Regions from separate parts of the Homo sapiens genome. Here region 2 is linked to region 1. Evidence: chromatin contacts called from ENCODE Hi-C data. All regions are on one chromosome and are shown on one strand. The core of a region is the stretch at or near the end of the contact, and the rest is flanking DNA. Distances in the headings are between cores, read along the strand shown.

The links. Hi-C counts contacts between places; a loop is a spot of excess contacts on that map. Pooled maps may share reads with other maps.
Region 2: a loop to region 1 is called in a pooled map, with 2.7 times the contacts of the local background. The contact joins the promoter of CYP19A1 here to the promoter of DMXL2 in region 1. A Hi-C loop is called at or near these places in 4 of 37 single-sample maps with no recorded cell type and 5 of 50 pooled maps.

What each region holds. Positions count from the first base shown.
Region 1 is chr15:51,620,473-51,627,050 of GRCh38, forward strand. It overlaps DMXL2 (Dmx like 2), which reads right to left and starts at 2,299. Exons shown (of 44, transcript NM_001378457.1): 1 at 1,987-2,299. The coding sequence starts at 2,073. It overlaps LOC105370816 (a long non-coding RNA gene), which reads right to left. Exons shown (of 5, transcript XR_932236.3): 4 at 4,703-4,814; 5 at 4,212-4,353. RefSeq lists an enhancer at 1,437-1,846 and a silencer at 2,217-2,436.
Region 2 is chr15:51,332,959-51,340,064 of GRCh38, forward strand. CYP19A1 (cytochrome P450 family 19 subfamily A member 1) reads right to left here and starts at 5,638. Exons shown (of 10, transcript NM_000103.4): 1 at 5,537-5,638. RefSeq lists promoters at 5,563-6,140, 5,563-5,881, an enhancer at 5,802-5,881 and cis regulatory regions at 5,833-5,850, 5,915-5,944.

The DNA.
Region 1 (6,578 bases), core at 1,049-3,548:
CATATAATTAAAAATAAAGTCAAAGATGGAGAATACTTGACAAGTTTACATTTCCTAACACAGCTATTAAAAACAATTACATATTCTTAAGCCAAGAGTAATATAGTAAAATGACACTTGAAGAAAATTATCCTAGCAGCGGTGTGGAGGATGAAGAAGTTATCGGACATGACAGTTTTGAAAGCTTTTATATTAATACCAATAAGATTGTAAAATAAGGTGGTGGTTAAGGATATGAAAAGGAGTAAATCTGGTAGACAGTGCAGAGTCAACTAGACTTCGTGAAACGCTGAATTAGGGAAGTGCAAGAAGATTTGAAAATGACTCTAAGCATCTGGTCACAAGTGGCCTACAGCATAACCACACCTGCACAGCACTAACAGTTCTTACACAGGCTTTTCCAGGCTGCATCTGAACCCGTTTATTTAGTTCTACATACCAGACCTGCCGTGAGACAGCACTCCACTTTAGATGGAAGCAGAAAACTACCACCACCATTCTAGCAGGAAAATATAACCAAAGATTCCAGCTTTGTTTCTTGATGAAAGAGGCCCACTCTTCTAACCCTGAGGAACTTCCTATCTGCACTACTGGGGAACAGGGAAATTTCTTCTCTCTATCCCCAAAAACCAAGATTCTCCACACACTTGAAGACAAAGCTCAGCTCTATATGAATATTTTAAGTCACATGTACATAAAACACAGATGACAAAAGGGGTCGTTCTAAACTGGAGCTAGGCCAAGTGGATTACACTAAAAAATTAAAATGGCTAAAAAGCAATCTTCTGGGGTTAATGTATCACAAAACGTCAAAAAATAAATTCTGTTCCAGAATGCACTGCTACATAATGATTCTGCAGTTTTGCTGAAGCTTTATTTTCCGCAGTTTTAAAAACACTGTTGGAAAGCAGACATCAAAGGGTTTTCCTTGTCTAAAAAGCATACCATTACGGAATTTCCAGTTTTATCAAGAAGAACAGTTTACAAAATATATTTAATAAAGGTCTGGCTGCCTACAGTTCCTTATAAGGAAGACCATGTATAAATTTCATTCTTTAAAAAAGAACTCAATTTATGGGAGTCTATCTATGAGTAAACGAAGCTCCAAGGCTTGGTTTAAACATTTCCACTCTCAAAAAGGACTGATGAGTCCAATCTCCTTGAGAAACATGTCTACTTCATCTAGCTTTTAAGGAGATTCTAAAACGTTATGTATACATACACTTTTCTCAAACAAGCACTGTTGTAAATTTTTCACATTGCCTTACTATATTAAAAAAAAGGCTACCTTACAGATTAAAATATTATCTAGGAGGATTACCAAACTACGACCTCCTGATAAATGAGACAGCTCTCCAAGCCACTGTGACTCTAACCTTTCCATTCTAAATCTTTCGGGCGCGGAGGATGAATTTTTCTATCTTTTTGTTGGAATTAAGATCCTGCATTATCAGGAGATACAGAGTCAGGCTTAAAGCCACAGACTCCAGCAGCTCCTCGCTGCCCTAGCACAGCGGGCAGGGGGAGCCAAGGCGCAGCATCGCCTCCACGCTCCGAGACCAACACCAAGTCTCTTCACCTCCACGCTCCGAGACCAACACCAAGTCTCTTCGCCTCCACGCCGAGAGCAGCTGCGAAACGGACGCTCTGGGGTTTCAGCCGCACCACCACTTTCCTCCACCGCAGACCGAAGGGCCGCCCTAGGAGGAGCCTTCTAGTCCAGTCACCTCAGGCCCGTTTGCTTGGGGTGGAGAGTGCGGTGGATTCCTAAGCCTTTCCCCTAACGGGTGATTTCCTACACCAGACGCAGGACCCACGGTCCCACGGGTCCCAGGGGGAACTAAACCCCAAGGCTGCAAAGGGGCCACGGGTGGGGCCCACCAACATCTCACAGCCTCCTGAGGAGGCGTGCGCCCTGGACAGGAGGTCCCTGCCCCCGCGTCTGGCCCCTGGTATCTTCCCCTAGGGCTCCCGGCCGCCGCTCACCGTGAAGGGGACATCCCCGACGCTGCCCACGGAGTAGCAGTTGTCTCCAGGGTTGACAGCTCCGGTGAGGACCTGATGCAGATGCATCTCCGGAGCCCGGGCTGGACAGAATGCGCGGGAGGTGCGACAAGCTCCGCGCCTGACCCTCCTCGGGCTGCGAGAGCCGTTTCCCTCTGTGCCTCCCTCGGAAACCCGCCCCGCGGAGGCTCTGGCTTAACTCCTCGCCCCCCTTTCGCCTTCCCTCCGCCTCGTCCCTGCCATGGGAGCTCCTCGACCGCCGCCGCCGCCCGGGTCGCCGCTCAGCTGCGGAAATGCCCGGATGTTCCCACTGCCTGCTGCACCGGCGCACAAATGCGGGAGGGCAAGGGTGCTTGTGAGGCGGGGGAGGGCACCGGGGGGAACGCGCGAGCCGGGAGCGTGCAGCAAGGGAGCGGGCCAGCGCGCGCGCCCACCGCGGGGGAGCGAGGTAGAGCCCTCCCCCCGCGGCAAAGCTCTCAGCTCAGTCTTTCTTCCCCCCATCACCCGCGTTTGCGCGTGCGCGCGCCGTGGTTTCCAGGGCAATTGCGCGCGCCACGCCGACCCGCCGTCCCGTGATTGCGCGCGCAGACGTGCGGGAGTTCCCTTGGAGCCTCCCGGGCTGTAGCCGCTGCGGACTGGGGCGGAGGTGGGGGCGGGGGCGAGTGGGGTGCAGGTCGCTCGGGGCCACGCAGCAGTCGGACGCCGGGGACGCGCCACGAGCCGGTTTTGCTGTGTTGAACGTATTCCAGAATACAGTGTGCAATGGTCAGTGCCGTTGACCTCAGAAGGACACCCGTCACCGGGAATTTCCACCTGGAGATATCTTAGATATCTTCAGTCTTTTCGAAAGTGCAGTACATAAGATATTTTATTTTACATAAACAATGTAGGCATCTTGCAACTATTTAGAGAAGCCATACTCCCCTGAAAGCTAATTATTTTGCTCCCACCTTTTGTCACGGTTATTCTAGACAGCAAAAAGCCGCCTTAGAGACGGGTGACTCCTTTCGACTTTTTTTCATGAGTAATTTCATGAATTAGCAGAATCGCCTGATTTTCCAAACTATCTGCTAAACTTTGAATGGTTGATAACAAGGATCATCAGCTCCCTGCCACAGGCCAATTCATGGCAAATGTTCTAACCCATACTATGCTTAAATCACAGGGTAAGGAAGTAGGGGACACCAAGACATAACTATCTGTAAAACCAGGCAGAACGCCAAAGGTGGTGTGATTGAGATATAAAAGTCTTTATGCACCACAGAAGAGGAAGAAGAATGTTGACTAAGGGCGTGGATAAGGCATTATGGAGACATAACCTGACATAAACGCTGAGTTTAATTTTGACAGGCTGAGATAGACAAGAAATGCTGCAAATACAGTACAGAAAATAGAGGGGGTGTTGAAGGTACAAAGATTAATGTTTGAGGCAGATGATTTATAGGGTAGGGAAAGTAAATAATACTTAGCAAGAGATCAAGGTATCCAAGTGGTCTAACTCTTGGCCTACCAAAACATATTATGGAGAGTCTTGAATGCTCCAAGAAGCCCAGATTTCACTCTGCATGCAGTGGGGGTATATCAGATGTTTCTGAGCAAAAATTTATATAATCAGAGCTGCTTTGGGAAGATGACTTTGTAGCATTTTGAAGCATAAAGGGAAGGGTGGGGAAGATTGGAGGCAAAGATCTGTCAGTCGTTGGTAATCTTTTCAGTAGAAAGTTGCAGGAGGAATGAAAAATAATACCTAATGACCTGCGGCATTCTCTCTCTTTCTCTCTCTCCCCCCTCCCTCCCCTTCCCTCCCCCCCCCTTCCTCCCTTCCCCCGCGCCATATCCAAGGGTTCCTTTTTGTTACTACTAGATTCTAGATGAGTCTCTTAATCTTTGACCTTCACTGCATTAGAAACCAAGTCAAAACTATCATCAAACAACAAATTGTACTCAGGTTTCCAAGAGTGTTACTAATTCACATTATTTAAACCATTTCACATTTGGCTCTTGTTTTACAGCATTCCATGAAGTTTTGGCCCATTCACACAGTTGTGAAGTTGTGAGCCTCTTTCTTCCTCTCGGTATCAAACTCAAAATCTGAAGCCTGTATCCACCTGTTCTCTTCCCTCATGAATCCTTTAAATGGCTTCTTGATAGCTGTATCTTAAGGTTGCAAATGACTAATTAAGTCTCCTGGAATTACAGCTGAGCCTTTTATTGTCCAATCTGATCAGTCAAAACTCACTCCAGACTAATATGGCAAGTTTCCTTGGTAGCCCACCAGGGCAGCTAGACCACACTTTTGACTGTCCACAATTTCATCTCTTCCTTGTTCATGCAAATTTTTTCATGGACCTAAAAACAAATTGGAAATTCTTTCTTCTAATTTTGGAAAGGGCTTTCTTTTAAAAATTAGAAAAAGTAGCAGTTTTGTATCATTAACAAAATATGCTAATCGAATTGTAAGATATAATTTATCATGTCCACAACTCTTTTTTTTTTCTTTTTGCTTTGATTTGAGATCCCAACACAACTCTTAATAGTACCTTTGGGGTTGGGTTTAATGGCCCATTGAATGTGTGCCATTAAATGTGGGACTTAGTTTCCCAGCAGTATCACCTACCGATGTGTACTAGTTATCAATTACTGTGCAATAAATTACCCCAAAATTTATCAGCCAAAAATAACAGTAGAGATTCATTACCTCACAGTTTCTGTGAATCAATAATTTAGTAGTAGCTTAGCAGGAAAGTTCTGGTTCAGAGTCTTTCATGAGATGGCAATCAAAATGTCAGCTACATGCTAAATAAAAGAAGCTGGACACAAAAGACCACATAATTCGTTTGTATGAAATCATTTGTATGAAATTTTCTGAAAAGACAAATCTACAGTCACAGAAAATAGGTTAGTGGTTGCCTGGGGCTGAAGGTGGAACTGAGAGTGACTGCTAATGGATATGAGGTTTCTTTTTGGCATGAGATAAACATTCTAAAATTAGATTGTGGTCATGGTTGGGCAGTTCTGTAAAATTACTAGAAATCATTGAATTGTATACTTGAAATTAGTGAATTGTATGGTAATTAAATTATACTTTCAATAAAGCTATCTAAAAAAGAAATAGCCAGGGATACAGTCATCTGAAGTCTTGACTGAAGTTAAAGGCCCTGCTTCCAAGATGGCAGGCTCTCATGGCTAGCAAGTTGAGCCTAATAGATAGATGGAGGCCTCAGTTCCTATGTGTTCCTCTCCATAGTGCTGTGTGAGTGTCCTCAAGACACGGCGGCTGACTGCTCCAGCAGCAAGTGATCCAAGAGAGAGACCAAGGTAGAAACTGCAATGTCTTTTATAAACTAGCCTTAGAAGTCACACGCCATCATTTCCACCATATTTTATTGGGTGCACAGGCCAGCTATAACTTAGTGTGGGAGACTATTTCCCAAGAAAGTGAGTGCCAGGAAGGGAGAGTCGTGAGCAGCCATTTTGGAGGTTGTCCACTACACCACGGAACTCAAGGACTTTATCTTCAAGAGTCAAGGGGCAGCCAGGCGCAGTGGTTCACGCCTGTAATCCCAGAGCTTTGGGAGGCCGAGGCAGGCAGATCACCTGAGGTCGGGAGTTTGAGACCAGCCTGACCAACATGGAGAAACCCCGTCTCCACTAAACATACAAAATTAGCCGGGCGTGGTGGTGCATGCCTGTAATACCAGCTACTCAGGAGGCTGAGGCAAGAGAATCACTTGAATCCGGGAGGTGGAGGTTGCTGTGAGCCGAGATCACACCATTGCACTCCAGCCTGGGCAACAGAAAGTGAAACTCTGTCTCAAAAAAAAAGAGTCAAGGGGCATGACTTGTGTCATTATTACTCTTACCTACAGAGGTAACTGGAATTTCTACTCATAAATCTACAGCATCGTAATGTTGATCTTTGATATATCTGTTATTAGTTCTTGTTGAGCTATCTATATAATTTAAATATTAAATTCTCAAGTGATTCCATTTGTTTGAGGATCTAATACCTATTTTTTAAAAATATTTCTTCCAGTTGTGGGGACCTTACAGTTTTCCTAGGATGTCTAACACTTTAAGCTTCTGGTTTCTTCAGTAGTATAGCAATGGAAGCCCTGACTTTCTGTTACCAGTTCATTTTGCAGTCTATTGTGTTAAAGCCTGAAATTGATGTTGTAACAATACCTGTATTGCTTTTCAGTCATAAACTATAGCAATGATGCATTTTAATCTAAAATATCATAGGTGTGAACCTATATCAGTTATCACTTTAACAAACCCCTCTGAAACACAGTGGCTTAAAACAACAATTATTATTATTTCGTATGTTCTGTGAATTGGTTGGGAAGTTCTGCTGGTTTCACTCATACAACTGCAGTGAACTGTGGTAGAAGGTCCAAGATGGCCTCATGTCTAGCAGTTGATACTAGTTGTTGTCTGGGGTGCCTCAGTTCCCCTTTATGTGGCATCTTGCCCTCCATAGACTAGACCAACGTTTGTACATGGCAGTCTCATGCTTAGCCTTGAAGGGCAGAGTCACTTCTATCATATTCCTTGGTCAAAACAAGTCACAG
Region 2 (7,106 bases), core at 4,388-6,887, 280 kb before region 1:
AAACCTTCCAATAGGCAGACTCAGGCCCTTTCTTAACTTGGGAAATTTACTTCCTATTAACTACTACTTTTCTTTCCTTCAGCTACTGAATTTGTCTGCAGATCTTGTCATTTGGTTCCAGAAAGTCTTTTTGTGCTCTACTGGAATGTTTATGTCCTAACGTTAATATTTTAAATGTATTACTGTTCCCTAGTGGCTTGGTTTCATGTGAGCCTCTTCTAAGAGCATTGCTGTGCCCCCTAAGTATAAGGGTAATGTTTTCTTTTGTCTGCTCTCTGGGCTCAGGGCCAGCAGCTGAGGTGCCTTCTCAGAAGGGACAAAAATGGTGGTTCTCAATCCCCTATCAAGTCACTGGCGGGGAGACTCTCATTTTCCTGTTTTCTCACATCTCCCAGGCTCAGGAGTAGAGATAGACTCAGCACACCTGTACAACTCCCTTACCTCATCCAGCCAGATCCATCTGCCAGGATACTCACTGATGCCCAGATACTGGTGCCCTCTTATGATTACAGAATCGGGGGTGGTTTGGAGACCATGTGTTTACTCATACAGCTTTAAGAAAGTAGCACATGTTTAGGGTCCACAGTTTGACCTAAAAAGTCACATTTTCTAGAACTCAGCACTTTCTTGTTTCATTTGGAAAGGTGGTTTTAAAGGCTGAAGTTGGCCCTGGTGGAGGTCAGAGATCATACGTGGTTTCCATAGTGACAGAAGCCAGTGCAAGTCTTGGCAATAAAAGGTAAGCTTCTCTTAGCCGGGGCCACTCCTCTGGTCCCTGGCTTGAGTCTCCAGGCTCAGCAGATGGGGTGTCATCTTCTCCAGGCTTAATATTGGCAGGAATCCCTTTTGGTCACTCCCAACCAGTCTCTCTGGAGAGGTGAGGCATATCTATTCTAGCTTGTTACTCTGCCTTTGCAACCCAGGAATGAAAGGTCTTAGGCTATCAGGCCCCAAATTCACTTTTTTTTTAGGACCTATATGCACCTATTCACTGCAGAGATGACAGTTCCCCTACATGGTTTTTAGGAAATCATGTTCTTACATCATTGATCTCTTAAAATCCTCCTTAATCTGCTAGACCAGGCTTGGCTTTCTTTCCTGACTAGCTTACACATTCTAGCATTCAGTGTCTGCTCCAGGTTTGTTTTTAAGCCTTGGAGCCAAGTGCCAGTCTGAGCTGTTTTCCACTCCATCACTTTGAATCATTTCCCTGCTCTATTGTTTCACTTCCTGTCCATCATTTTGAGCATTCCTCAGTGGCCCAAGATGGGGGCCAAAAATTTCCTACTTTTGATAAACAGGGCATGGGTGAACGTTGATGAGGTTTCAACAATGTGACCTTGGGCAGATCACTTAAACCTCCTGAGCCCTGACTTCCTCATCTGTGAAATGCTTATAAAACCTGCCCTGCCCCGTTCACAGGCTTATTATGGAACTCAAATGACATGAGAAAGCACTTTGAAAACTGAAGTGCTCTACACATGTAAGGCTTTGTTTTATCTTTCAAAAACAGTGGCTCGAGTTCCATAAGTGGAGCTTTGCAGTATTAACTTACTTCTGTGGATTTTGCAGTTTCAAATTCATGAGCCATTCTCATGATTGCACAGAATCCACTCTTAGAGCTTCCTTTACATTTTCATTGTTTCTGAAAACAATCACTTTTTCATTTATTGAAAGGCCATCACTCCAGGTGAAAAAGGAAAAGATTTCTTTCTACAGCCTGTCACGGTTACAATTTAAAGCCTACTAATGTTGGAATGGCAGATTCAGGTGGTTGATGTGGTAGATGTGGAGATGTGGGGACCTGAGGGTCCCCCTTCAAGAAAGGACTGACTGCCTGGCTGCAGAGATTAAGATTAAAGCATGCTTCAGCTGCAGAGAGCCACCTGGCCCCAGGTCATACCTTCCCAGGGCATCCCACATCTGTCCTGTGACTGAGTGAGGTAGGTAAAAGCCCAGTCACTCTGGCCTGACACAGGACACTCTGATGAGCAATACACAATCCAGAGCTTCCCAGTGGGTTGGCTGAGGCTTTGCAGGGTTGGACTGTGCTGGATTTCTCCCTCTGCCCAATCCTGCTTCTCCTTCTTTCCTTCATAGGTGCTGATCCCTAATAACCATTTTGTACTCCAAATTCCATCTCAGCACTTGTTTCCAGAGAATCTGATCTGTGACAATTGGGTACACTACACTAGAAAGGTGGAGTGGGGTGGGGTGGGAGGGCATGTTTGTTGCAAAGAAGGAGAGAAAACAATGGGAAGTGGGGATTTGAAATGGCATCACCTTCACAACCACAGACAGCTCCACGTCAAACAATGAGTGGGCAACTCAAAGGTCTAAGACACTGCTACTACGATAGGCGGAAATCTGTTGTTACCAGCCCGACTTGGACCAAAATCTCACAACGGAAGCAATATCATCTATTCTTATTCCCAACCCTAGAGATAAGCAGATTTGGTGCTCTTACCTGGAAGCACCAAAGGCTAACTTCCAAGAAAATGCTAACAACACACTGTGTTTTATACAAAAACCCCTACTAGTATCAAGATTGGCTAAATGATCTAAATTTAGTCACGGTTCTGTTTTTCAACTACCTTTTTACATACAGATGAAAGAGAAAGTTACATTTTCTAGAACTCAGCACTTCCTTATTTCCAGGTGGTTTTAAAGGCTGAAGTTGGCCCTGGTGGAGGTCAGAGATCATACATGGTTTCCATAGTGACAGAAGCCACTGCAAGTCTTGGCAGTAAAAGGTAATCTTTTAAAATGAAAATCTGTCATCCATCTACCGACTCCTCCCCATCCCACACACACGTAAAACTCCTCATTTGTTTCCCATTGCTTTTACAGTAAAGGCCTCAGCCCTACAAGGAAGGTCCCACCCACAGAGTCTGGTCCCTGCCTTGGTTACAGCCTCATTTCACTCCCTCCTCCTTGCTCCTGACGCTCCATGTGGCACCGCATTGGCTTCTTACGGTTCCTCAAATAAGCCATGCCATCTCCTGCCATAGGGCCTTGAACGTGTTGTTCCTCCTCTCTGCAATTCTCCTCACCCCTATCTTCGCCTAGTTTACAACTCAGCTTCAGGTGCCAACACAAGCATCCTTTTCTCAGGGAAGCCTTCCCTGAACCACACATCCAACTCTAGGACAGGCTCTTCAGTGATATGATCTCAAGGAACTGCATTCCTTTCTTCCAGAGCATTTGTCTCGTGGCCGCATTTAGAATTGCACCCTCATGTCTAATATTGTTTGGTAAATCTGTCTCCCCACTCCAGGCTTCAGGAATGATGCCTGGCTTTGCTCTCCATGCTATTCCTGGCTCCTGGCACAGTTCCTGGCAGATAGTAGGCACCCAATTACCATTTGCTGAGTAAATGAATACATGAAAGAATAAAAGAAAGAAAAAAGGGAGAATTGCTGACTTTGGTTGGATGGTGTGAAGTTTCTTGGGGTTTAACAGTAGGAATGGGGAGTTAAAACCATAAGAGGCTGAGTGGAAGATGCATGTGGTGACAACTTTTAGGGTGGCTCTCTCCCTAATCACCAGTGTGGTGGAAGGGTGGTGGGGCAGTAAAACCATCAAAAGTCACAGTGTAGCTGTCAATCTCATCACTGAAGACAAGAATACCCAAGTGCCAGGCCAGGAAAATTATTTACTTCACAATCAGGAAGAAATGCTGTGGAACTAAAGTTGGGGTATATTCTTGAATTTGATTTTATTCTCCAGAGCCCTAAAGTTAACCAGCTGGAATCATTTTTAAGGACCATTCTATTTAACTTTTGGAAATGAAGCATCTGCCTTTTAATGGAAAAACTACTTCTCATTGTAAAGATAGCACACAATGTTCTTGGCTGCTTTGGTCTCCAAAAAAAGGGAATTGAGATATCTCCCTGTGTCCGCATTATATCCTGAGCCTCCTGTGTCAACAAAACAGGCCAGATTGATAGCTTTTTTTTTTTTTTAATAATAAGTAAAAAGTAGCAGCCCATTCTGTGAAGTATCAGGCAGGGCAGGCTATGCAGGCATATCTGCCTCTCAAGAAATCTCAAGAGGCTTAGGGATTCACACTGAAAGGCTCCATATAACCAACCTCAAAGCCATGGTATTCAGACGAGAACCCAAGTTTATCGTGCATTCAAAAGTTCTGTTCCTCAAAAAGCATCTACAAAGTGTGATTAGCTAATGAATCCATTAATCAAATATTCCTACTTGGCACAAGTCCCTGCTGTGAGAGGACAGTTAAGATAGGTCCCTGCCTTAAGAATATTGTAACCCAACTGAAGAAATAGGATGTGGAAGAACTAAGATGTCGATTAACAGCACAAGGCACAGAAGAACTAAAGTGTCAACTAACAGCACAAGGCACACACAGTGTAAGTCTCAGCCAGTTCATATGGCCCATATCCAACAATACCAACCCGTGTTGAACATTTATTATACAAGTGCTTTACAAGTATTTTCTTATTAAAGCTTCACAACCCTATGAAATAGATACAATTACAGTCTCTTTAAAGAACTTGAGTAGCATATCTAAAGTCATGCAGTTAAAAAACAGTTTCAAGGTCAGGTCTGATTCCAAAGCCCAGGTGCATAACCACAGAGCCCCTGCAGCTTGTAGAGCTCACAGTGCTTGGGACTGGCCTAGGAAGTCAAGGCTAGATGAGGAAGGGTACTCGGAGTTAGGCCTTAAAGTGGGCAACACTGAAATAGGCCAGTGATGGAGATAGGTCACTGTGTGGCACTGCGGTGGAAAGAGGGTTGGAGAGAGAAGATAGAGGAGAAGAGGAAAGAGGGCAGAGCATGGCAGCTGCTTGGGCACAGCCACTTTAGGGTGAGAGATGAGTGAAGATGTCTACCTTGTAGGCCATATCAACATGTCCCCCTTCTTCTGTGAAAAATGCCATCATCCCACACAGGAAGAGTTGGAGAGGGATCTGACAGTGGAGTCTGGTAGGAAAGGAGTCTGGCTTTTCATTTGCGCTTCCTTCTGCCCCTCTTGCCCCAGAGCAATATCCCAGGCTTTCCACCAACCCAGCCCACGGGGTGGCCATGCTACAAGCCTTTTGAGTCCTGCATCCCAAGAGGGGCAGCTTCTTGGCCTGAAGTTGTCTAATAGAGCCTGCCTGGCTCCAAGCAGGCCTCATCTCTGCTCTGTCTACTGGATCTGGGCTCTGAACTGGGGTGGGAGGTGGGGAAATGGGGAGGCTGGTTCAGGCTACCACTTCCTCTCCTCACCATTGGATAGCCAGCCTTTCAAGGAAAGTAGGGGGCCAGTTCTGTGGCATAGAACAGTATAGTTCTTAGGCCCTCCTATTTCAGAAAAACACTCAAGCAGTGTTTTCCCTCTGCTCTCACACCACGACAACAGTCATCAACACAGAAGACTTCTGCGACCAAATGTAGGGGATTTTCCCCCACACACCAAGCAGCGGGCACCAGCTGGGTGTCCTCCAACTCAGTTCCAACACTATCTACCTGGAAAGAGTGTCTGATCCCACAGGTTGAGGGCTCAGTCAGATTAAGAGATACATACGCGACGTCTGGAAGATCCCGAGCACAGGACCTTCCGTCCTGATAGGATAAGTTCTTCTTCACCTTCCTGTTTGCCTCCACGTGTTCAGCCCTCCAGAAACTCCCTGAACCCTGTCCTTTGGGCCTTTTATGGAGATTTCATTTGTTGTCCATGACTGAAGCATGTGATTGAACAAAATGTGATTGGACAAAAAGGGTATGATCTAATCTCAGCAAGGTCTGTCTGTCCAGATTCTTCTTCCTCTCTTTGTGCAGCATTCCTTCCTCCAGGGTATGGGGCATGACCTCCTCTGGAATGAGGGTCTTATGACCCACAATCAGATTATAGAGTCCCGCCTTGGGTGGATGAAAGGAGGGCAAAGAAGGCCAGAGAAATATTCTGTTTCCTGAGGCCTAAAGCACCTCTACATTATAGCAAAAGACCTCAGCAAGTGTCATGGGAGTTATGGACAAGAACCATGGACAAAAATCTATATACATGTAATCATAAGATCACACCCCCCACCACACACCACATTGTTCTACATAGAAGTGCCTTCACTATACAGCTTTTCATTTATTCATTCGTTCATTCACTCATTTATTCAACGGGTAATAGTGAATTCCAAATCAGGAACTGTGCTATGTGTTGGGGGTGACATGGCCCCTAGCCTCAGGAGGCTTCTATTCCATGGTTAATGGTGGGTATTGCTGAGAGATGATCAGTCAACAGTAACTGCAATGAATGTTAGGATAAAGAGAAGCCCAGAAGGCTCCACGGTGTTCCAGCTGCTCACAGGGTAATCTGCCTGTCTTTTTTACTTCCGTATCTCCAATGCCCATTATCATACCAGGCACAGGAAGTGCTCAGTTAAGTGTTTACTGAATTAAATGAAGATCTGAATGATGCTGAGTGTCAACCCTCCCTCTCAGTGGCTCCTCCCCATTGGCCCTAAACCTGATACCTGGATGAAAAGAGATAAGGATACATGACAGTTCTTCAAGTAGGTCACAGAACGTTTGAGTTGGGAGGAAATGGACAAAGCTTTTTACATCACTGCCATCCCCTCCCAGTCATCATATCCCCACAGTGGGGGTACTTTATGAAACACTTGGACCTTCATGCTTTCCTAATTTCTTCTTATCCTGTATGCTCTTCTAAGAATACTGAAGTTGGTCAATGTTCCTATTAAAACTCAGGAATCTAAACTTTGACTCAGAATTTCTGATTGAGATGTCACTTCAGTTTCCTTGTGCATTCTCAGAGGCTCTACCCTGGCTCACCCTGGAGAGTAGGGGGCAAGAAGTCTGATACTACTCAGCTTTCTCTCCTGTGCCAAAAAATCCTACCTGCAAGAATTGGTATGTGTATTAGTCCATTCTTGCCTTGCTATAAAGAAAAGCCCGAGACTGGGTAACTTACAAGAAAAGAAGTTTAATTGGCTCATGGTTCCACAGGCTGAACAGGAAGCATGGCAGCACCTGCATCTGGGGAGGCCTCAGGGAGCTTTTACTCATGGAGGAAGGCAAAGCAGGAGCAGGAACATCTCACATGGTGGGAGCAGGAGGAAGAGGGGCCAGGAGAGATGCTA